Regions from separate parts of the Homo sapiens genome. Here all the other regions are linked to region 2. A link is a loop called in an ENCODE intact Hi-C map of the cell type or tissue named here. Cell type or tissue: endothelial cell of umbilical vein. All regions are shown on one strand.

Region 1 (8,000 bases), 130 kb before region 2:
ATTAAGAATTCACCTAAGGCTGGGTGCGGTGACTCATGCCTGTAATCCCAGCACTTTAGGAGGCCAAGGCAGGCGGATCACCAGAAGTCAGGAGTTCGAGACCAGCCTGGCCAACATGGCGAAACGCCATCTCTACTAAAATTACAAAAATTAGTTGGGCATGGTGGCATGTGCCTGTAATCCCAGCTACTTGGGAGGCTGAGGCAGGAGAATCACTGGAACCCGGGAGTTGGAGGCTGCAGTGAGCTGAGATCGTGCCACTGCACTCCAGCCTGGGTGACACAGTGAGATTCTGTCTCAAAAAAAAAAAAAAAATTCATCTAATATCAATAGATAGTCTGTATAAGATAGAGTTTGAGAGGCCATCCTGGCTGGTTCTAGACTCTAGAAATTCTAGATGTGCCATGCATTAACTGTGTGATCTGGGCAAGTTTCTTAGCCTCTCTGTGCCTTGGTTGCTGCCTCTGTAAAACAAAATTAATAATAGCATCTAGCTCAAAGGGTTGTTGCTGGATTTAAGTGAATAAATATAAATAAGGTGTTTTGAACAGTGATTGGTTCATAGTAAATACCATATAGGTACTAATCATTAGCATCACCTTTCTAGAATGACTCCACTTGCGCTAAGCTTTTTAAAAATTAAAAAAAATTTAAGTTCATTTTAAATTTTTTTGTAGAGACAGGGTCTCGTTATGTTGCCCATGCTGGTCTTAAACTCCTGGCCTCAAGTGATCCTCTTGCCTCAGCCTCCCAAAGTGCTGGGACAGGTGTGAACCATCGTGCCCTAGTGTGCTGAGATTTTCTGTTATTACTGTTTTAAATAAAGATATTTATTTACTTGTGAAAGTATTGCATGCACCCAGAAAAGTGCACAGCTGGGGGATTTGCTACAAAAGTGAGTACGTAAATAATATACCCCCTTATACTCACTTAATGTCATAATTTTTTTCTTTCTTTTTTTTTTTTTTTTTTTTTTTTTTTTTTGAGACGGAGTCTTGTTCTGTCACCCAGGCTGGAGTGCTGTGGTGTGATGTTGGCTCACTGTAACCTCCACCTCCCAGATTCAAGTGATTCTCCTGCTTCAGCCTCCTGAGTAGCTGGGATTACAGGTGTGTGCCACCACACCCAGCTACTTTTTGTATTTTTAGTAGAGATGGGGTTTCACCATGTTGGCCAGGCTGACATCAGGTGATCTGCCCGCCTTGGCCTCCCAAAGTGCTGGATTACAGGCGTGAGCCACCATGCCTGGCCTTAATGTTATAATTTTCAAAAGCATTTTATATCACTGCATTTGTTCCACAGAATCATGTCACAATGTATGTTAAAAAATATGAATACACACATGCAATGCCCTCCCGCCCCCCACCAGTCTCTACCAAATACAAAAATTAGCCAGGTGCAGTGGTGCACACCTGTAGCCCCAGCTACTTGGAGACTGAGTCAGGAGAATTGCTTGAACCTAGGAGGCGAAGTTTGCAGTGAGCTGAGATCGTGCCACTGCACTCTAGCCTGAGCAACAGAAGGAGACTTTGTCTCCAAAAAAAAATTTTTTTTTTTTTTTTTTTTGATACAAGGTCTCATTCCATCACCCAGGCTGGGTGCAGTGGTGTGAACACATTTCACTGCAGGTTTGACCTCCTGGGCTCAAGTGATCCTCCTGCCTCAGCCTCCCAAGTAGCTGGGACTACAAGTACGCATCACCACGCCCAGTTGATCTTTCTATCTTTTGTAGAGGTGGGGTTTCGCCATGTTGCCCAGGCTGGTCTTGAACTCCTGACCTCAGGTGATCTGTCCACCTTGGCCTCCCAAAGTGCTGGGATTACAGGCGTGAGCCACCACGCCCGGCCAAAAAAAAATCTAAACATAGAGTTTACCATATTACCCACCAACTCTAATTCTAGGTGTATACTCAAGAGAAATGAAAGCATATATCCACACAAAAACTTGCATATAAATGTTTATAACAGTTTTATTCATAATAGGGAAAAAGTAGAAGTAACTCAAATGTCCATCAATGAATGAAGGTATAAATAAAATTTATTTTTTCACTGGAATTGTCTCTCTAGAGATGATGTTTGTTTTTATATATTAATTTATTTTTTGAGATGGGATCTTACTATGTTGCCTAGGCTGGCCTCAATCTCCTGGGCTCAAGTGATCCTCTTACCTCGGCCTCCTGAGTAACAGACTACAGATGTGCACTACCATATCTAGCTAACAAAATTTAGCACATCCATTCAATGGACTAATATTTGGCATAAAAAGGAGTTGAGTACTGACACATGCTATGGCATGGTTGGCCCTTGAAAACATTATGGTAAGTGAAATAAACCAGACACAAAGAACAACATATAATGTCATTCCATTTATATGAAATGTCTCGAATAGGTAAATCCATAGAGAGAGGAAGTAGATTAGTGGTTGCTGGGGGCCGGGAGTGAGTGATCAGGAGATGGGGGTGATAGTTAAAGAATGTGGGTTTTTTAGGTGGTGAATAAAATATTCTAAAATTGATTGTGGTGATGGTTGCACAACTCTGTGAATGTATTAAACACCATTGAATTGGATGCTTTATTTTATTTTATTTTATTTTATTTTATTTTATTTTATTTTTGACACAGAGTCTCGCACTGTCACCCAGGCTGGAGTGCAGTGGCGCGATCTCGGCTCACTGCAAGCTCTGCCTCCTGGGTTCACATCATTCTCCTGCCTCAGCCTCCTGAGTAGCTGGGACTACAGGTGCCCGCCACCACGCTCAGCTAATTTTTTGTATTTTTAGTAGGGACGGTGTTTCACCATGTTAACCAGGATGGTCTCGATCTCCTGACCTCATGATCTGCCTGCCTCAGCCTCCCAAAGTGCTGGGATTACAGGCGTGAGCCACTGCGCCTGGCTGTATGCTTTATTTTTTTAGAGTTAGCATCTCACTGTGTCACCCGGGCTAAAGTGCGGTGGGATGATCACAGCTCACTGCAGCCTCGAACCCCTGGTTTCAAGAGGTGTCACCGTGCCCAGCCAAATTGTATATTTTAAGTGTGTGAATTGTAGGGTATGTGAATTATTTCTCAAAAAAGCTGTTACTGAAAAAATGACAATTTCATATGGTCCAATCTAATCTGCAATAGCTTAAATAGCAGTGGTATACTATGATAAGGTTTGAAGATTTGATAGAGCCAGGCATGGTGGCTCATGCCTATAATCCTAGCACTTTGGGAGGCTGAGGTGGGTGGCTTGTTTTAGCCCAGGAGTTCAAGACAAGCTTAGGCAACATGGCAAGATCTCATCTCTACAAAAAATACAAAAATTAGCTGGGCATGGTGGCATGTGCCTGAAGTCCCAGCTACTCGGGAGGCTGAGCTGGGAAGATCACTTGAGCTCCAGAGGCAGAGGCTGCAGTGAGGAAAGATTGTGCCATTGCACTCCAGCCTGGGTGACAGAGCGAAACCCTGCCTCAAAAAAAAAAAAAGAAAAAAGAAAAAAGAAAAGAAAAAAGAGTTTACACGCGAAATGTGGACACTGCCTCAAAAAAAAAAAAAAAAAAGAAAAAAGAAAAGAAAAGAAAATAGAGTTTACATGTGAAATGTGAAAGAGAAGACACATGGTCCCTGCATATAGAAGAGGAGGCAATCAGTGGGGTTATTGAGAGGCGTGTTTTTTTTGTTTTTGTTTTTTTTCAGTACAGGAAAGACTTAGGCTTCTTTATAGGAGTGTGAGATGTGGAAGAAATAGGAACAAAGTTGATGGATGGACTCCAAAGTCCATGTGGAAGAATTAACCTTGGAAGGAGTCCAGTCTCTCTTCCATAAGACCAGAAGGAAGGAGGAAAGGATGGGTTCAGATACCAATTAGTTGATGGTGCAGAGAATGTTTTTCTTATTGGCCTCAATTTCCTGAGGAAAGAGGCAGAATCATTTGTGAAAATGACAGAAGGGATAGCAGGGCCATGGGTTTCGGAAGCCAGGAGGTTAGACAAGTTAGTAAGTGGCTGGGCACTGTGGCTCACGCCTGTAATCCGAGCACTTTGGGAGGCTGAGACGGGCAGATCGCCTGAGGTCAGGAGTTCAGACTAGCCTGACCAACATGGTGAAACCCCATCTCTATTAAAAATACAAAAATTAGCCAGGCATGGTGGCATGCGCCTGTAGTCCCAGCTACTCGGGAGGCTGAGGCAGGAGAATTGCTTGAACCCAGAAGATGGAGGTTGCAGTGAGCTGAGATCATGGCCATTGCACTCCAGCCTGGGCGACAGAGCGAGACTCCGTCTCAAAAAAAAAAAAAAAGAAAAAAAAGTTAGTAAGGTGGGTGGGAGAGGGAACTCAGACTCAGAGAGGCTTGGGAGCATTGAAGAGCCAGATGCCAGCAGAGGAGTGAATTCTTAGTGGCAGTGAGCCCCAGCTCCTGAAGCTCCCCCTGCAGTCCCCTGCAGCCTCATTTGGGAATAGTCTCCGCCTGAGTCATCTCTGCTTCAGTCCACACAACCTCAATTCTTTCAATGTTACTCATACATTTTGGCTTTGAGCCTCGTGCTCTCTGGATAATTGCCTCTGAACTTAACTGCCTTTTGGCACCCTTCCTCCCAGAACTGAATGTTCTTCCCGGGCTAGGGCTGACCCAAGTCCACCTCCCTGGTTCTGGGCCTTATACTTTGATTAATTCAGCCTGGGATGACCAGAGCACATTGGGCAGCCTTATTGCATTGGGTCAGTGACAGACAATTCCAAAGAGCGAGAGAAACATGTCTGTGAAGGCGTCAGCCCACGTGGTAGCCATGGCGGAACATGGGGTGGCAGGGAACAAGTGGTTTGCTATAAAGAAGCAAGAGAAAAGATGTTCAACATGCTGGCTAGTGGAGAATGTCTAGAGGTGTGGGGTCAGGGATCGGCTGAAACATATAGGTAGGCTATTGCCTAAGGACAGCATCTCACTGGCTAAGACAGCCAGACAGGCACAGCGGTCAGCACTTTGAGCCTAGTTACTGAGCACAGCCAATATGGCACCTCTACCACGAAGATCCATAGGTCATTAGGGTTCAGGGGTGCAGCAAGAGAAAGAGAAGAGTGTGAGGGAACCCCCTGGAGCACCACTTACTTATTTATTTAATATTCAGACATAGGCTGGGCACGGTGGCTCATGCCTATAATCCCAAAACTTTGAGAGGTCAAGGGGGGAGGCTCATCTGAGGTTAGGAGTTCGTAAGACCAGCCTGGCCAACATGGTGAAACCTGTCTCTACTAAAAATACAAAAATTAGCCGGGCATGGTGGCATGCGTCTGTAGTCCCAGCTACTTGGGAAGCTGAGGCAGGAGAATTGCTTAAACTTGGGAAGCAGAGATTGCAGTGAGCCAAGATCGCACCACTGCACTCCAGCCTGGGCAACAGAGTGAGACTCTGTCTCAAAAAAAAAAAGAAAAATTCAGACACAGGGTCTCACTATGTTGCCCAGGCTGGTCTTGAACTCCTCCTGGCCTTTGAGTGATCCTCCCGTCTCAGTTTCCCAAAGTGCTAAAATTACAGGTGTGAGCCACCTTGACCAGCCTCTGGGGCACCTTTTGATCCCAGCTATTACCAGATACTAGAGTTACTGTGGGTCAAAAACTTTGGGCACCCAGAACCTAAAGGGTCCCTGATTCTGGAAGGGGCAGAATCAAGCATGGTGGAAGGAACATAGCCTTTGGCATCAGAGCTAGATTTAAAGCCTGTCTCTGCTACTTATTTCCTGTGTAACACTAGCACTTGGCACATTGCTGAGCTTCTTAGAACTTCGGTGTCCATATCTGTAAAATGGAAATTAATAATTCTTACCCCTCAAGTCCTCAGGGTTGACTGTTAAAGAAATGGTATCTGTGGCCCTTCAGCTCAGTGCTCTCTTGTCCATCTCTGGGCTTTTGTATTTGTTATTTTCTCAGAAGCTTTTTTTTTTTTTTTTGGTAGAGACAGGGTTCCATTCTGTTGCCTGGGCCGGAGTGCAGTGGCGCAATCATAGCTCACTGCAGCCTTGGAATCCTAACCTTAGGCGATTCTCCCACCTCAGCCTCCCAAGTATCTGAGATGACAGGTGCACGCCACCATGCCCAGCTCATTTTAAAAATTTTTTGTAGAAATGGGATCTTGCTATGTTGCCCAGGCTTGTCTGGCACTCCTGGCCTCAAGCAATTCTCCCGCCTTGGCCTCTCAAACTGCTGGCATTACAGGTGTGAGACATCGTGCCTGGTCTAAGAGCACATTTTACTCAACCCAGCTTTGCCTGAATATCTCCTAGTCATCCTTTTGGTCTCATCTGGCTCTTTTCTTCCTCCTGGAAGTCCTCCTGGGTTGATTGTCTCTCTTCTGTGCTCTGTAGTGCTGCCCACTTTCACACCATGTGAGAATTCTTTGCCTGTCTCTCTCCTCACTAAGTCTGTGGAGGCACGAATAGGACTTAGTTCATCAGTGTATCCCCAGTTCATGGCACATACACACTGGTGCTCAACAGATATGATTTGATGGAATGAAGTTTTGAAGATTAAATGAGATAATCAATGTTTAACCCATGCTTCCCAAATCACACTGACTAGGTGGGTAAAAAACAGAAACATGAAACACTTATCCATTCAATACCCGCTCTGTAGGTTCTTCAGCTCCCTTAAAATTCTCCCCAAAGGGCCAGGAGTGTTGGCACACCCCTGTAATCCCAGCACTTTAGGAGGCCAAGGTGGGCAGATCTCTGAGGTTGGGAGTTCGAGACCAGCCTGGCCAACATAGTGAAACCCCGTCTCTACTAAAAATACAAAAGTAGCCAGGTGTGATGGCACATGCCCATAATCCCAGCTACTTGGGAGGCTGAGGCAGGAGAATCGCTTGAACCCAGGAGGCAGAGGTTGCAGTGAGCTGAGATCATGCCACTGCACTCCAGCCTGGCGACAGAGCAAGACTCTGCCAAAAAAACAAACAAAAAAAACCTCCCCAAAGACCCTAGGGAAACCTCAAGGAAGGGAGCACAGGCTCTGGAAATAAATCGAGTGGGTTTCCATCTTGGCTCTGGCATTTACCAGCTCTGTGACTTACTCTATCCATGCCTCAGTTTATGCACTTGTGAAATGATTCCTAACTCTGCCAAGGAGACTAAACATGCTAATATTTGCACAGTGCTTGTAATGGTCCCTGGAACACAGTAAAGAATGTACGGGTGTTTAATATATCTCCAAGCGCACCACACACCGGTCTTCCTGGCTACTGTGCCGTGTTCCTTGTCTCTCACTCCAACTGCCTATGATCATTTCCCACTACTGCTGGTGCCTCAAATGGCATTTAATCCAATCTTGGGGGGTTCAGGCAGCCTATGTATATTGCTTGGATTGCATTCAACCACACTCTTATAATACCCAAACCACCGCTTCTTCCACATGAATGTGCTTGTGAATCCATTGAGGACCCTGTAGATTCTGATTTGGAATCTGGGGCAGGCCTGAGATTCTGCATTTTTTGTTTTCTTTTTAATTTTTTTTGTAGAGTCGGGGTCTCGCTATGTTGCCCAGGCTGGTCTCAAACTTCTGGGCTCAAGCGGTCCTCCTGCCTCGGCCCCTCAAAGTGCTGGGATTATAGGCATGAGCTACAGTGCCTGGCCTGCATTTTTTTTTTTTTTTTTTTTGAGACAGAGCCTCACTGTGTCACCAGGCTGGAGTGCAGTGGTGCAATCTCTGCCTCCCAGGTTCAAGTGATTCTCCTGCTTCAGTCTTCCGATAGCTGGGATTACAGGTGCCTGCCACCACATGCAGCTAATTTTTGTATTTTTAATAGAGACAGGGTTTCACCATGTTGGTCAGGATGGTCTCGATCTCTTGACCTTGTGATCCACCCGCCTTGGCCTCCCAAAGTGCTGGGATTACAGGCGTGAGCCACCATGCCCGGCCCCAGTCTGCATTTCTAATAAGCTCCCAGGTAATGCTGATGTTGAAGGTTTACGGACCATATTTTTACTTGTTTTTGAGACAGGGTCTCCCTCTGTTGCCCAGGCTGGAGTA
Region 2 (8,000 bases):
GAAGATGGGAAGAATATAATCCAGGAATGTAATATGATAGGTCAAAACACACAATTATCAACATTTTATTTTGGTACCAAAATTTATACAAAAGAATATTTTAAATCCTAAATATATAAAATTTTGGATAAACAATATTTAGTCTAGAATTTTAAGATGTGATTTTTTTTTCTCCAAGTGGTTAACCAGTTCACTCAAAGCTTATTGAAAAACCTATCCTTTTTCACATTTACTTATGCTCAAACTGTTGTGTATTATATTTGGGCCAATTTATGGTGTTGTATTCAATTCCACTGACTTGTCTGCCTCTTCTGGCACCAGTGCCATAATGTTTTGAAAATTGCATATTTTCCCCCTTCAGCCCCCATAATAGCCAGGGGAATGAGGGCTGCGTGATCCGGCCTCCTTCCTGGCAACAAGACCAGCTATAACAAATCTGTCTCTGGACAGAATCTTCTTCCATCCCCGTCAACATGGTAGCCTACGCTTCAGGTTTCCTTTGTGCAATTTTCATCATATTCAAAGTGACTTCAAAGGAAATTAACTTCATTTGCTCCATGGCCCATCCCTGTTTCTTCAGATGATGGTGTGTTCCTAATACCCAAGATCTTCTATTCAAGCTTTCCAAGAGGCCATCTGCCTTCTCAAGGAGAGAACTGTCAGTTGTCTTTATTTCGCCTTCTCTCCATTAACAACAAAAAACTTTTAAGATGTGGTGCTATGGCAGAAATGCCATATTTTTAGCTATGTCTGCCCCTTCTGTCTTTTCCTGAGTTTCTAGCACTAATACAGTTTTCCCTGGCTTCATTTTTCATATTTGTGTTTATTGGTTTTAGTTTTTAGGATACAAAAAGAAATCAGTCTACCAGCTTTATATATCATTAAGCTAGGTAAAAACATATTTTAACAATTATCAAAATTTTGTTAATGGGCCAGGTGTGGTGGCTTATCCCTGTAACCCCAGCACTTTGGGAGGCCCAGGCAGGAGGATTTCTTGAGGCCAAGAGTTTGAGACCAGCCTGGGCAACACAGCAAGACCTATCTCTACAAAAAAAAAAAAAAATTATTTTTAATTAGCCAGGTGTGGTGGCACACACCTGTAGTTTCAGCTACTCATAAGGCTGAGGTGGGAAGATTGCTTGAGTCCAGGAGGTTGGGGAAGCAGTGAGCTATGATTGTGCCACTGCACTCCAGCCTGGGCAACAGAGAGAGAGAGAGACTCTGTTTCTAAACAAAAAAAAAAAACAACCCCCCCAACCCCGCCAAAAATTATTAAGGTTCCAGTTGTTTCTACCAAAGAAGATTTTAAATTCTAAATGTATGTCCATTCTCATATGAAAATCTTACCACAGAGACTTTAAAAATAGAAACCTAAATTGAAAACATTCACACTGGCCAAACCAACTTCATAGTAAATTACAAAAGAGCCACATTTCAAGCAAAGTGGAAAAGCAAGATTCACGCTGGTGTTGGCTTTAATATGAGATCACTGTTCACCCTTCATTAAATTTAATAAAAGGTAAAGTGCATAAAGGAATTAGCAATAGTTATTTTTAAAAAGTCCTTTTAACATGATCCTAAAAATAATCTCAAAGGCTTTTATCAAAGAGGAGCCTTGATAAGCTGTTTATACTTTAGATCCATACTGAAAGAATTTGCCTGAAGTCTTTGAATGTTCCTATTAATCCTATTTCTTTCAGATCCGTATGCTGAAGTTATTCACATACAGCAGCTTCATGGTACACTTTCTCCAGGATTTAAGTAGGTGACCTTAAGTCTATTCTTTCCTGACCATTCCAATTCTCAAAATTAAAAATGTTTGTGGAAAAATTTAATGTCAAAGGATGTGTTTATGACATAAAGAAAATGCAGGGTACACGCTCGCTCTCTATATTTTATATATACACGCATATACATACGTATATATATACATACTATATATAGGAGGCTTTTTTCTAGTTAAAAATAAGACAACTGCTGAAGCTAAAGTAAATGAGCAGTGGTATAAAAACTCTCAGAAAGGACATGTTTCAAATCAGAGGTTTTGTTCTATGTCTAGCTTTATACAGTAAGAACAGCATTCATTAAAGGCGCTGAAAGACAGGGAAAGTGGACAAGTACACGGAGACACTTGCGCAGACTGGGATGAATAAACTATTACGTTTATTAAGTAGCTTTTTGCTCCTCTGAAATCCTGGCTTAAATATTTTGGAGCAGGTTTCGCTCCCTTCATTTGCCATGCTGACACTAGCAAAGGAGTGATTTTTAAGCTCCTGATTTTAACACTCTGGAGTATTCTTGGCACACAGAAACACCTAGGTCCTTGAAGGATACTACTTTTCAAACCTGCAGTAGGCCAAAAATTAATCCCTCCCTTGAGAAACGGACATGTCACCGGTTGTCTGTGAAGTCTGCTCTTATTACTAGCTTCTACACATATTTCTTTAGGCCAGTGTGTGGGTAAGAATTAACTTGCTTGGCAAAACACAATCTCAAAGTTTAAAACAAGGTAATTTCATTATTTCAAACATTTGTTACTATGTGCAAGGCATGGTTTGGCTTCCGGAATATAAACTAGACTTTTTGTGGAAGTCATGCTCAGTCCAGTGAGTGAGATAACCAAACACAGCCCACAGAAAACAATTTGGAAGGTGTTACTACAGCATATCCAGGGATGCTACCGCACCTCAGGCACGTATGGGGGCGGGCGGGCACTGTGAGGGAATAATTCCAAAACAGCAACTTTTTTTTTTTTTGAGACGGAGTCTCGCTCTGTCACCCAGGCTGGAGTGCAGTGGCGCGATCTCAGCTCACTGCAAGCTCTGCCTCCCTGGTTCATGCCATTCTCCTGCCTCCCGAGTAGCTGGGACTACAGGCGCCCACCACCACACCCGGCTAATTTTTGTATTTTTAGTAGAGACGGGGTTTCTTCGTGTTAGCCAGGATGGTCTCGATCTCCTGACCTCATGATCCGCCCGCCTCGGCCTCCCAAAGCGCTGGGATTACAGGCGTGAGCCACCGCGCCTGGTAACAGCAACCTAACTCTTGAACAATGAGCAGGAAATTATGAAGCAGGCAAAGGAGGAAGGAAATTCCAGCCAGATGAAACAGCTGAGTGCAAAAGATAGGGAGACATGACATGGTTTTTTGGGGATCTGCAAGAGGTGGAGTCTTACTTGCTGGCTTACTCTTCCACATAGTAGGGGCGAGTTGGATTAGTTAGGAGCTGGCTTGAATATCCAAGGCTGGACTGAGCCTTCACTGGCAGTGGACTTTCCTGCTTAACACAAGACATCAAGTACAACTGGAATTTTTAAGGATTAAATGAAGTCCAAGCACCTGGCACAGTGCCTTGCAAATAAGTTACTTCTTAAATTGTCTTCAAAGACTAGTTTTGTTAAGCAGTGTTCAGCACCTTAATCCGGGTTTGAAGGTTAGCTGTTTGGGTGCAGCAAGGTGAGTAAGGAGCAGCAGGTTATGGGCATGTTAGCGTGTGGCTGAAACAACAGGGCATAGGATACTAGTGAAGGGAAAGAGTAGAAAGAAGAGAGACTGGGGGATGAGTTGAAACTTCAGCCCCAAATAAGACCAACAAAGGATGGAGCTGGAAGACCAAGTCGTGGATGAAACATTAGAGCTTAACTCCAGTGTTTCTCCAAGAGAGGAATTGCCACAGGTGCTGAGTAACTAGAAAATTATCATAGGAGTGGACTGCACTTAAAGAAAAGGTCAGTTTAGCTTAAGGAACAACGAGCTTAGGTAATGAAACTGACCTCGGATGATGGAATGTATGATAAAAAAAGTTCTGGGTGCCAGATCCTATGAACGTGAGAGATCTAATCCAGATTTTTGGTCCAGATTAGCAAGAATTAACAGTAAATCTAGCTGGATTATTTTAAAGTCAAAATGGCAGTGTGTGTTGTGTGTGGGGTGGGGTAGAGTTGGAATGGTTAGGCCAGACATCCCATCCCGTGCAACAGGGGTGTCTGGGAATAAACAAATGTAATCTAAGCATCACAACGAAAGGAGGGCCCTTCAGAAGAAAGTTAATTTGATTCAGAGGCAGCATTTCCCTAATTCAGTTCTGAACAGCTTTCATGATCTTTACAGTACTTGCCTGTCACCTATAGAAATATAACATTCTAAAATTTTAAAATCACTTAGTAAGTATTGCACTTAAAAAACACATTTAAAAAAAGTATGTCTGTATACCACTTAAAATCGATGACTGGCTGGCGCAGTGACTCACACCTATAATGCCAGCACTTTGGGAGGCCGAGGCAGGCAGATCACCCGAGGTCAGGAGTTCAAGATGAGCCTGGCCAACATGGTGAAACCCTGTCTCTACTGAAAATACAAAAACTAGCTGGGTGTGGTGGCCGGCACCTGTAACCCCAGCTATTTGGGATGCGGAGGCAGGAGAATCCACTTGAACCCAGGAGGCAGAGGTTGCAGTGAGCCGAGATCATGCCACTGCACTCCTGCCTGGGTAAGAGTGAGACTCCGGCTCTCCCTCTCCCTCTCTCTCCCTCTCCCTCTCCCCCCTCTCCCCTCCTCCCTCTCCCTCTCCTCCCTCTCCCCCTCCTCCCTCTCCTCCCTCTCCCTCTCCTCCCTCTCCCCCTCCTCCCTCCCCCTCCCTCTCCCTCTCCTCCCTCTCCCCCTCCTCCCTCCCCCTCCTCCCTCTCCCTCTCCTCCCTCTCCTCCCTCTCTCCCTCCTCCCTCTCCCTCTCTTTCCACGGTCTCCCTCTGATGCCGAGCCAAAGCTGGACTGTACTGCTGCCATCTCGGCTCACTGCAACCTCCCTGCCTGATTCTCCCGCCTCAGCCTGCCGAGTGCCTGCGATTGCAGGCGCACACCACCACGCCTGACTGGTTTTCGTATTTTTTTGGTGGAGACGGGGTTTCGCTGTGTTGGCCGGGCTGGTCTCCAGCTCCTAACCGTGAGTGATCTGCCCGCCTCGGCCTCCCGAGGTGCCGGGATTGCAGACGGAGTCTCGTTCACTCAGTGCTCAATGTTGCCCAGGCTGGAGTGCAGTGGTGTGATCTCAGCTAGCTACAACCTCCACCTCCCAGCCGCCTGCCTTGGCCTCCCAAAGTGCCGAGATTGCAGCCTGTGCCCGGCCGCCACCCTGTCTGGGAAGTGAGGAGCGTCTCTGCCTGGCCACCCATCCTCTGGGATGTGAGGAGCCCCTCTGTCCAGCTGCCCAGTCTGGGAAGTGAGGAGCGCCTCTTCCCGGCCGCCATCCTGTCTAGGAAGTGAGGAGCGTCTCTGCCTGGCCACCCATCGTCTGAGATGTGGGGAGCGCCTCTGCCCCGCCGCCCCGTCTGGGATGTGAGGAGCGCCTCTGCCCAGCTGCAACCCCGTCTGGGAGGTGAGGAGCGTCTCTTTCCGGCCGCCATCCCGTCTAGGAAGTGACGAGCGTCTCTGCCCGGTGGCCCATCGTCTGAGATGTGGGGAGTGCCTCTGCTCCGCCGCCCCATCTGGGATGTGAGGAGCGCCTCTGCCCGGCCGTGACCCCGTCTGGGAGGTGAGGAGCGTCTCTGCCCGGCCGCCATCCCGTCTAGGAAGTGACGAGCGTCTCTGCCCGGTGGCCCATCGTCTGAGATGTGGGGAGTGCCTCTGCTCCGCCGCCCCATCTGGGATTTGAGGAGCGCCTCTGCCCAGCCGTGACCCCGTCTGGGAGGTGAGGAGCGTCTCTGCCCGGCCGCCATCCCGTCTAGGAAGTGACGAGCGTCTCTGCCCAGTGGCCCATCGTCTGAGATGTGGGGACCGCCTCTGCTCTGCCGCCCCGTCTGGGATGTGAGAAGCGCCTCTGCCCGGCCGTGACCCCGTCTGGGAGGTGAGGAGCGTCTCTGCCCGGCTGCCCCGTCTGAGAAGTGAGGAGCCCCTCCGCCCGGCAGCCGCCCCATCTGAGAAGTGAGAAGCCCCTCCGCCCGGCAGCCGCCCCATCTGAGAAGTGAGGAGCCCCTCCGCCCGGCAGCCGCCCCGTCTGAGAAGTGAGGAGCCCCTCCGCCCGGCAGCCGCCCCATCTGAGAAGTGAGAAGCCCCTCCGCCCGGCAGCCGCCCCATCTGAGAAGTGAGGAGCCCCTCCGCCCGGCAGCCGCCCCGTCTGAGAAGTGAGGAGCCCCTCCGCCCGGCAGCCGCCCCGTCTGAGAAGTGAGGAGCCCCTCTCCGCCCGGCAGCCGCCCCGTCTGAGAAGTGAGGAGCCCCTCCGCCCGGCAGCCGCCCCGTCTGAGAAGTGAGGAGCCCCTCCGCCCGGCAGCCGCCCCGTCTGAGAAGTGAGGAGCCCCTCTGCCCGGCAGCCACCCCGTCTGGGAAGTGAGGAGCGTCTCCGCCCGGCAGCCGCCCCATCCGGGAGGGAGGTGGGGGGCAGCCCCCGCCCGGCCAGCCGCCCCGTCCGGGAGGTGGGGGGGTGCCTCTGCCCGGCCGCCCCTTCTGGGAAGTGAGGAGCCCCTCCGCCCGGCCGCCACCCCGTCTGGGAGGTGTACCCAACAGCTCCTTGAGAATGGGCCATGATGATGACGGCGGTTTTGTGGAATAGAAAAGGGGGAAATGTGGGGAAAAGATAGAGAAATCAGATTGTTGCTGTGTCTGTGTAGAAAGAAGTAGACATAGGAGACTCCATTTTGTTCTGTACTAAGATTCTTCTGCCTTGGGATGCTGTTGATCTATGACCTTGCCCCCAACCCTGTGCTCTCTGAAACATGTGCTGTGTCCACTCAGGGTTAAATGGATTAAGGGCGGAGCAAGATGTGCTTTGTTAAACAGATGCTTGAAGGCAGCATGCTCGTTAAGAGTCATCACCACTCCCTAATCTCAAGTACCCAGGGACACAAACACTGCGGAAGGCCGCAGGGTCCTCTGCCTAGGAAAACCAGAGACCTTTGTTCACTTGTTTATCTGCTGACCTTCCCTCCACTATTGTCCTACGATCCTGCCAAATCCCCCTCTGCGAGAAACACCCAAGAATCATCAATTAAAAAAAAAAAAAAAAAGTGAGACTCCATCTCAAATAAGAAAAAAAAAGATTATCTCAATCCCTACTTATACCACTATGTTTCTAAAGTGCCATTCCTACTCTCCCTCATTCCCCACATCCTTTCAGTACCTTTTCACTGTCCCCAGGTACACTTCCCGAACCACAGCAATAAAGGAAACTCATCGTAAGTAATGACCGCTTGCTTGTCAACTGGGCAGATTGGGTAGGCCACAAGCACTCACTGGTTTAGCTGCATTCTCCTTTATCAAGGAATTTAATACTTATTTATCAGGGTTTCCAGAAAAATACGTGGCCATAAACGAGTCACAATTCTGCATCTCTAATATTCAAATCCAAACCATTTTGAAAGTTCAAACTTCGAATTTCTATGTAATTCAAGACTCTCCTAGATTTATTTAACCACATCTCCAATTAATCCTGATTCATTTCTGGCCTCTACCACCTGCCCACCTATGAAATGTATCTTCCATGTTTAATTTAGAATTCTGTATATTCAGTTCAGCTTGTATTAAAAACTAAGAATTTTAAAATAGGAAAATGGAGACACACATACAACCTGCATCTGGTGGGTTAAGTATACAGATATGGCACTACTTTCTGTAAATAATGCAAATACTCAACATTTGAAAAGTTTACTGAAAACTTTTATTGTAATCAAAAAGTGACATAACAGGGTTGTAATGAATTCAGCAAATCATTCTGCTGATATTTTAGAACTTATATCAGCTTTTGCCAGGCAATTAAAAAATTCAAATGTGAAAATTTCACATTACAGTAAACTCCACCCCAACTAATTAATGGTGGTTAAAAATAATAGGCCCTAGCAAAACCTCTCATGTTACATGGTCACAACTCACAATTCTGTACAAAAGTTCGTGTTATAAAGCTCTGATGTAAAAATCAAATAATCAAGCAGCAATATTTTAAGTGCAGCACAGGGTCTTCCATGTCATTATTTACAAGGCTTGAATCTCTTTACATTATAACAAAATTTAATAC
Region 3 (8,000 bases), 110 kb before region 2:
TTCCATCTCAGTCTCCTGAGTAGCTAGGATGACAGGTGCATGACACCATGCCTGGATAATTTTTTATTTTATTTGTTTATGTATTTTGAGATGGAGTCTCGCTCTGTCACCCAGGCTGGAGTGCAGTGGCGCGATCTCGGCTCACTGCAACCTCTGCCTCCCGGATTCAAGCGATTCTCCTGCCTCAGCCTCCCGAGTAGCTGGGATTACAGGTGTGCAACCACCATGCTGGGCTAATTTTTGTATTTTTAGTAGAGACGGGGTTTCACCACCTTGGCCAGGCTGGTCTCGAACTCCTGACCTCAAGTGATCTGCCTGCCTCGGCCTCCAAAAGAGCTGGGATTCCAGGCGTGAGCTACTGCGTCTGGCCTAATTTTTTTTTTTTTGTAGAGACTGGATCTCACTTTGCTTACGCTGGTCTTGAACTCCTGGACTCAAGTGATCCTCCCACCTCGGCCTCCCAAAGTGCTGGAATTACAGATGTGAGCCACTGCAACCCTCTTCTCGTGAGAGAACACAAAGTTTGGTGTCCTTCTTAGAACAAGGGAGGGAAATCCGCTGGAAATAAAATGAGTCAGTATCTCACTACATCATCTTAATAGTGTGAGTGTGTTTATTATTATTTTTCATAGGATTATTCGGCTTATTAAATTATTATTTTAAGTAGACTACAGTGAGGAATATATTACCGGTTTACCCGAATGTAAATATGACTTTGGCTCAAATCGGAGACCTCTGAGATTTGTGATAAGTAGTTTAGTGCAGTGTCTAGTGCCTACAGGAACTGTGATAAATATTAGTGCCCCTGTTTTTCCTCCCTGAGTTTTCACTAAGAACAGCTCCTGGTGAGGTGTTAGATGTCTAGAATTGACTGCCTCTTGTGTAAATTTCAGAGTTACATGTATAATATGACACCATATATATATGTATAATATATACACATATATATATAATTTTTTTTTAAGACAGGGTCTTGCTCTGTTGCCTAGGTGGGAATGCAGTGGCACAATCACGGCTCACTGCAGCCTCTTTTCTATTTTATTTTACTTTACTTTGTTTTATTTTATTTATCCCCTCTATTTTATTTTCTTTTATTTTACTTTTTGAGATGGAGGTTCACGCTGTCGCCCAGGCTGGAGTGCAGTGGTGCGATCTCAGCTCACTGCAACCTCCATCTCCCGGGTTCAAGTGATTCTCCTGCCTCAGCCTCCTGAGTAGCTGGGACTACAGGCGCCCACCACCATGCCCAGCTAATTTTTGTAGTTTTAGTAGAGACGGGTTTCACCATGTTGACCAGGCTGGTTTCGAACTCCTGGCCTCAAGTGATCCGCCTGCCTCAGCCTCCCAAAATGTTGGGATTACAGGTGTGAGCCACCACTCCCGGCCTCCCTTTTGTATTTTAAAATTACAATCTCCAGAGGTTCCCTAAGGTTTGTTGGAGGCCAGAAATAGACCAAGAAGGATGAAGATCTTTGCTGCTTAGAGCCACGACTCAACTAGATTTCAGAGAACGGACTCCCTGTCTATTTCTTGTACAAAAGAAACCCTGTAGCATGGAAACCCCATGTTAGAGACCCAATGGTCAAAAAGGAAAGCAAAGTATACTTTGTGGACACCCTGACTTGTGTTGCCTCGCTCCTCTCCTATTCACTCATTCTTTTTTTTAAATTGTAAGTTAACTTGCTAGAAAATTATTTTAGTTGCACACATAATATATGAATATATCCTCCTTTGAAAAAAGGTAAAACCTAGCAGTTAAGGGTGATGGGTCCTTTAATTGCCGCTGTCAGTCCTGGGCTTCTCTTTTCTGCTCAGTTCACTGAGTTTATAGTGTATCCTTCCAGATGTCTGTCCTTCTTTCCTTCCCTCCCTCCCTCCCTTCCTTCTTTTATTTCTTTTTCTTTCTTGAGACAGAGTCTCACTCTGTTGCCCAGGCAGGAGTACTGTGGCACAATCTCAGCTCACTGCAACTTCTGCCTCCCGGGTTCAAGTGATCCTCCCACCTCAGCCTCCTGAGCAGCTGGGACTACAGGCATGCACCACCACGCCTGGCTGATTTTTGTATTTTTAGTAGAGATGAGTTTCGTCATGTTGGCCAGGCTGTTCTCGAACTCCTGGCCTCAACTGATCTGCCCACTTTGGCTTCCCAAAGTGCTGGGATTACAGGTGTGAGCCACCGCGTCTGGCCCTTTCAGCCCCTTTCAGATGTTTTTCTAAATGTTTCCTTTTTCTCCAGAATCTACATTGTATTGTTGTCTATGAGCTTGATGCTTTATTTAAAAATGTAAAATGGGTTGGGCGCAGTGGCTCATGCCTGTTATCCCAGCACTCTGAAAAGCCAAAGTGGGAGGATCACTTGAGGCCAGGAGTTCGAGGTTGCAGTGAGCTATGACTGCACCACTGCACCCCAGCCTGGGTGATAGAGGAAGACTCTGTTTCTAAAAAAGGAAAAGAATACTAATTAGAGAAAAGACTAGTCAGGGCTTGAGAGCAGGCTTAACTATCTTTACCCTCCAAAGACCTTATATTTCTTCCCATGGAACACATTTGAAATATTTCATCAGGGGCCAGGTGCGGTGGCTCAGGCCTGTAATCCCAGCACTTTGGGAGGCCGAGGCGGGTGGATCACGAGGTCAGGAGATCGAGACGAATCCTGGCTAACACGGTGAAACCCCGTCTCTACCAAAAATACAAAAAAAATTAGCCGGGCGTGGTGGCGGGCGCCAGTAGTCCCAGCTACTTGGGAGGCTGAGGCAGGAGAATGGCGTGAACCCAGGAGGCGGAGCTTGCAGTGAGCTGAGATCTCGCCACTACACTCCAGCCTGGGCGACAGAGCAAGACTCCGTCTCAAAAAAAAAAAAAAAGAAAGAAAAGAACTTATTTTCACTTATTTTCTCTTTAGTTGTCATATTAAGTACTAGTGATTATAGTTGCTTGAATTTGGATTTAAGAGGCATTACCCTACTGGTTTGGCATACAGTTAAAAAGCAAAGCAAAGTATTTTGCTTTGTTGTTGAATAGATTTGGGTTCAGAACTACTGCCACTGTGCCATTTTGGGTGACTTTCTTCACATCACTGACTTTTGTTTCCCTTATCTATGAAATGGAGATGAAGTAAAATAATACTTGTGAACAGATGTTTTCATGTAGTAGGCACCCAATGAATATTAAGGCTATTTTATTATAATAGAAATTATTTCTGTGCACCTGGTTTGCCATAGAATACAGAAAGATACCATCCCTTGAAGCTTTTTGTTGAGGAAAAAAACCTCCACTTTTGAAGACCATATATTGGGAACTCCTGGCCAAATAATTTCCCTTCCTTGTTATTTCCTATTCATTTTCCATTAAAATTTTTTTTTCTTGTCCAGGCACGGTGGCTTATGCCTGTAATCTCAGCACTTTGGGACACTGAGATGGGAGGATCACTTAAGGTCAGGAGTTTGAGACCAGCTTGGGCAACATGGTGAGATCCCATCTCTACAAAGAATACAAAAATTAGCTGGGCATGGTGGCATGTGCCTGTAGTTTCAGCTACTCAAGAGGCTGAGACAAGAAGATTGTTTGAGCCCAGGAGTTTGAGACTTGAGTGAGCCATGTGTTCCAGCCTGGGTGACAGAATGAGACCCTATCTCAAAAAAAAAAAATTTTTTTTTTTTTTTTTTTTTTTTTTTTTTTTTTTTTTACTTTAAGCCTAGGAGTTTGAGACCAGCCTAGGCAACATAATGAGACCCAGTCTCTACAAAAATTTTTTAAAATTAGCCAGCCTTGGTGGTAGGTACCTATAGTCCTAGCTAACTGGGAAGTTGAGGCAGGTGATCGCTTGAGCCCAGGGGTTCGAGGCTTCAGTGAGCTATGATTGCACCACTGCATTTTAGCCTAGGCAACAAGTGAGACCCTGTCTCAAATTTTTTTTTCTCATAGCATGTGTCACCATATAACTGACTTTATATGTGTACTTATTCATTTTGTTTATTGTCTGTTCCTCCACTAAAACGTGCACTCTATAAGGGCAGCAATTTGTATCTGCCTTGTTCATTGCTCTATCCCTAGTGGCTAGCCCAGTGCTGGTACATAGGAGCTCCGAAAAATGTACTGAATGGATAAATGAATGAATAAATGAATGAATGAGCAAATGAATGAATATTCCTAAATTTTCTCCAGGCCCATCATGTGGTCTCATGGACTATGAACATTTGGAGTCTGAGGAAGAATTCTCATCAATGTGCGGATTTCAGCCTTCACTCCTAAATGTCTTCTTCAATCTGTTCTTGATCCATGTCCATATCAGACATCCTCTTGCTGCATGGCCAAGCCTCCGGTCTCAAATCCTGCCCACCTTCCTCGCTGCCACCAGAGGGCTCTTCCTAAAGCGTTGGCTGTGATCATGTCACTCTTCTCTGGAAGAACATGTGTTGCTTGTTTGTTTGTGTCTATGTTGCAGCTTGATGGTTAGTATCTCCAAGTGGTTGGATGCCAACCCTCTGTCCAGGTCAGATTCCCACGTTTATATCAGTTACAATAGTTCGTTACGTTTACACCAGTTAGCATAGTTAGGATGTTCCTGGCTTTTTGTTTGTGTTTTTTGTTTGTTTATTTTGTCTTTTGGAAATAGGGCCTTGGCTCTGTTGCACAGGCTAGAGTGCAGTTGCATGATTATAGACCATGACAGCCCCGAACTCCTGGGCTCAAGAGATCCTCCCGCGTCGGCCTCCCAAAATGCTGGGTTACAGGCATGAGCCACTGTGCCTGGCCATGGCAATTTGTTTTAAACCAAAACGTACCTCTAACTGGTTTAACCAATGTGGAAATTCATTGTATCCATAAAGTCCTGATTCTGAATAGAGTTCAAGTCTGATTTGACCCAGTGACTCTGGGTGCATTTCCCTTGGTTCATTCCTATATAGGTTTCATTCCTAGGCTCATAGAGAGAAAGCAGCTACAGTGCTGGCCTAGCTTCTACACTCAGGAATCTCCAGAAGGGGAGAGATGTGTGCATCCTGAGGCTCGCTCTTAAGGATCATGAGCCCCTTGTCTGACTTCCCTCTGGACCTCACTGGACTTAGTTGGGTCATTGCCCAGTCTTAAAATCATTCTTTATCTCTAGGCAAATGCCATGTCCTGATTGACTTAGGCCTGGATTTCTGAATCAATCACTGACACAGAGGATGAAATAGAATTGGTTTTTATCTATCAGACTCCACACTTTTCCTGCTTCCCTGGAGGTGAGGGTCAATGCCTCAAGTGGCTCCAGAAGGGTGGAGAGGAGGTGGAAAGGGCCGTGGTGAGAGGACACCATCTCATTCACAGTGTAGCTTGTAGAAGCCTGTACACCATCCCTTCAATTATCACACTTGTTACTTTGAAACAATGTGAGTGTATGAATACAAGAATGAGTAGGGTTTCACCTACTAGCTAAGAAAAGAAGCATGTCCAGGCTGGGCATGGTGGCTCACACCTGTAATCCCAGCACTTTGGGAGGCCAAGATCAGCAGATCACGAGGTCAGGAGATCGAGACCATCCCGGCTAACATGGTAAAACCCCGTCTCTACTAAAAATACAAAAAAAAAAAAATTAGCAGGGCATGGTGGTGGACACCTGTAGTCCCAGCTACTCGGGAGGCTGAGGCAGGAGAATGGCGTGAACCCAGGAGGCGGAGCTTGCAGTGAGCAGAGATCGCGCCATTGCACTCTAGCCTGGGCGACAAAAAAAAAAAAAAGAAAAGAAAAGAAAAGAAAAGAAAAGAAAAGAAAAGAAAAGAAGCATGTCCAAGAAAGTTGGAATAAGCTGCTTCTTCTTCTTCTTCTTCTTCTTCTTCTTCTTCTTCTTCCTCTTCCTCTTCCTCTTCTTCCTCTTCCTCTTCCTCTCCTTCTCCTTCTCCTTCTCTTGCTCTGTCACCCAGACGGGAGTGTAGTAACATGATCATAGCTCATTGTAGCCTGGATTCCTCAGGGCTCAAGTGATCTTCCTGCCTCAGCCCCTAGACTAGCTGGGACTACAGGTGCACATCACCTCACCCAGCTAATTTTTAAAATATTTTTGTAGAGATGGGAAAGGGCATCTCACTATGTTGCTCAGGCTAATGTTGAACCTCTGGACTCAAGACATCCTCCTGCTTTGGCCTCCCAAAGTGTTGGGATTACAGGCATGAGCCATTGCACCTGGCCATGCATGGCTTATTAAGGTTTGTTGCCATTAGAGCCCAAGGTGATAGGGCCAAGAAGAATTTCCAGAAATTAGACTAAGAGGATCTTACCCAAATTGTAAAAGACCTTACGTGCCATGATAAAGAGGCTAGAATTCATCCTTTAGTCATTCATCATCCACACATCCACTGAGTTCCACCTCCTTGGGCTTTAGTAGGAGGTGGAGATAAGATGGAGAAAGGAGGCACACATGATCTCTAACATCACTCAAGTAGGGGAGATGTAGACATTGAATGGATATTATATAAGTAGCTAATTATCTAGATGCTGCCTCCTCTGGTAGGGCCCATCCCCTAATTCCCTAGGGAGACCTAGTATCTCCCTCCTATGGACTCACAGGGTTCCGTGAGTTAGCGGTATTTAAGACAGGCAAGACTAAAAGCATTGTTCTAAGTGCATGCATTCACTTATTTAAACCTCAAAAAGCTCTGTGAAGTGGGCACTAGGACAGTCCCCATTTAACAGACAGGATAAGTAACTTGCCCAAGGACACAGAGCTAGTAAGTGGTAGAGCTGAAATCTGAATGTCTGTCCCACTCCAAATGCAGACTCCGAACCATCCAAGTAGGTGCCATCGTTATTCCCATTTTACAGATGAGAATACTGAGGCTCAGGGTGAGATTTATCTAAGGCCAGGGGGTTTAGGAGGGGAATCCAAACGCAGGCAGAAAGCAGAGCTCGGGCTTCCCACGGTGACGCCATACCACCCCTGCAGAGGCCTCTGTCGCGGCACCGATCCTATTGTGTAGTGCTTATTTACATGCCTGTCTCCATTTACCAAGTAGAGGCTCTTTGAGAGAAAAGACCAGATCTATTCTCTGCTTCTTCAGCTCCAACATCATTTTGGCGCTTAATCTACTATGCAAATGTTTGTTGAATGAATCAAATGACTGACAAATGAAAGAAAGAATGAGTAAATAATTATTTATGAAGTGCCCAGACGCAGGGGATGGCCTGTGATGAGAAGGGTTTAGAAATATTCTTAGCAAATTGGGGATGTGTGTGAGCCTCTGTTTCTGCAGCCTCAAGAAGAAACAAAACCCTTGGAAAGGAAGAAAGAAAGAAAATGGGGCATAACAAGGATTCCAGGCTGGATTCCATGATGTCATCCTAAATTGGATGTCTGGACTTGGTGAACAAAGGCTCTGGTGACATGGGTCCTGGCCAGGCTGGCCTCTCGGCTCGCGTGAGGGAAGTGGTTAAAGTGAACTGCCCCAGAGCCCGTCTCCACCCCAGGCTTTTGCCCAGACGCCTCTGCATTCAGCAGGTATCTCATCCAAGAGAAAACCAGGACAGGAAATCGCGTTGCCATGGAGACCGGAGAGGCCCTTCCAGACACAGGGGAAAATAAACACGTTCTGGTTGGACTTAACCCCCACGAAGCCAGGTCCAAGAGGTCCTGGTTTTCACTAGAAATGTCCAGTGGGCTCTCCTCCAAGGCCCCTCAACATCCTCAGCACTAAGGGCTGAATGGCAATGCTAGCCCACAAAGAGTTCTAGGGGTCATGCCAACCCAGGGCTGAAGGATGAATCCATTTTGTGCCCAGACCTAAGACCTCTGTCTCCTTCAGAACTGGGAACTGGATAGACAACTGTTGTGTCAGGCACATTTCTACACATTTTGGATCTAGAACTCATTTAATCCTCATGACAACTCAACAGAGAAAACCTAGTTATTACTATCATACCCATTTTACTGATGAGCAAACCGAGGCACAGAGAGATGGAGTGACTCGCCCAAGGGCACCAGATAGTTGGTAGTGGCACCAGAATTTAAGACATTTTCAGAGTGC

What was found. Peaks named below come from ENCODE experiments on the same cell type or tissue, not always from the same donor. Only the 100,000 strongest peaks of a DNase experiment are listed, where the experiment ranks them.
Region 1: a loop joins it to region 2, with 4 times the contacts of the local background. A loop is called at or near these places in 6 of 110 quality-filtered maps.
Region 3: it touches region 2 in a loop (4-fold over the local background); 31 of 110 quality-filtered maps call a loop at or near these places.

What each region holds. Positions count from the first base shown.
Region 1 is chr16:24,697,649-24,705,648 of GRCh38, reverse strand. It overlaps a transcript of TNRC6A not described here. Among named protein-coding and RNA genes, the nearest start is that of TNRC6A, 28 kb to the left of the region's middle. In endothelial cell of umbilical vein, a CTCF peak has its summit at 4,399; DNase peaks (open chromatin) are centred at 3,908 and 4,468; H3K27ac peaks cover 2,181 bases.
Region 2 is chr16:24,572,487-24,580,486 of GRCh38, reverse strand. RBBP6 (RB binding protein 6, ubiquitin ligase) reads right to left here. Exons shown (of 18, transcript NM_006910.5): 18 at 7,624-8,000. Among named protein-coding and RNA genes, the nearest start is that of RBBP6, 37 kb to the right of the region's middle. RefSeq lists an enhancer at 4,412-5,071. In endothelial cell of umbilical vein, no CTCF peak of the experiment used is centred here; a DNase peak (open chromatin) is centred at 3,126; H3K27ac peaks cover 1,564 bases.
Region 3 is chr16:24,685,675-24,693,674 of GRCh38, reverse strand. It overlaps a transcript of TNRC6A not described here. Among named protein-coding and RNA genes, the nearest start is that of LINC01567, 19 kb to the right of the region's middle. RefSeq lists an enhancer at 6,936-7,435. In endothelial cell of umbilical vein, a CTCF peak has its summit at 4,339 (motif pointing right); DNase peaks (open chromatin) are centred at 654 and 7,464; H3K27ac peaks cover 558 bases.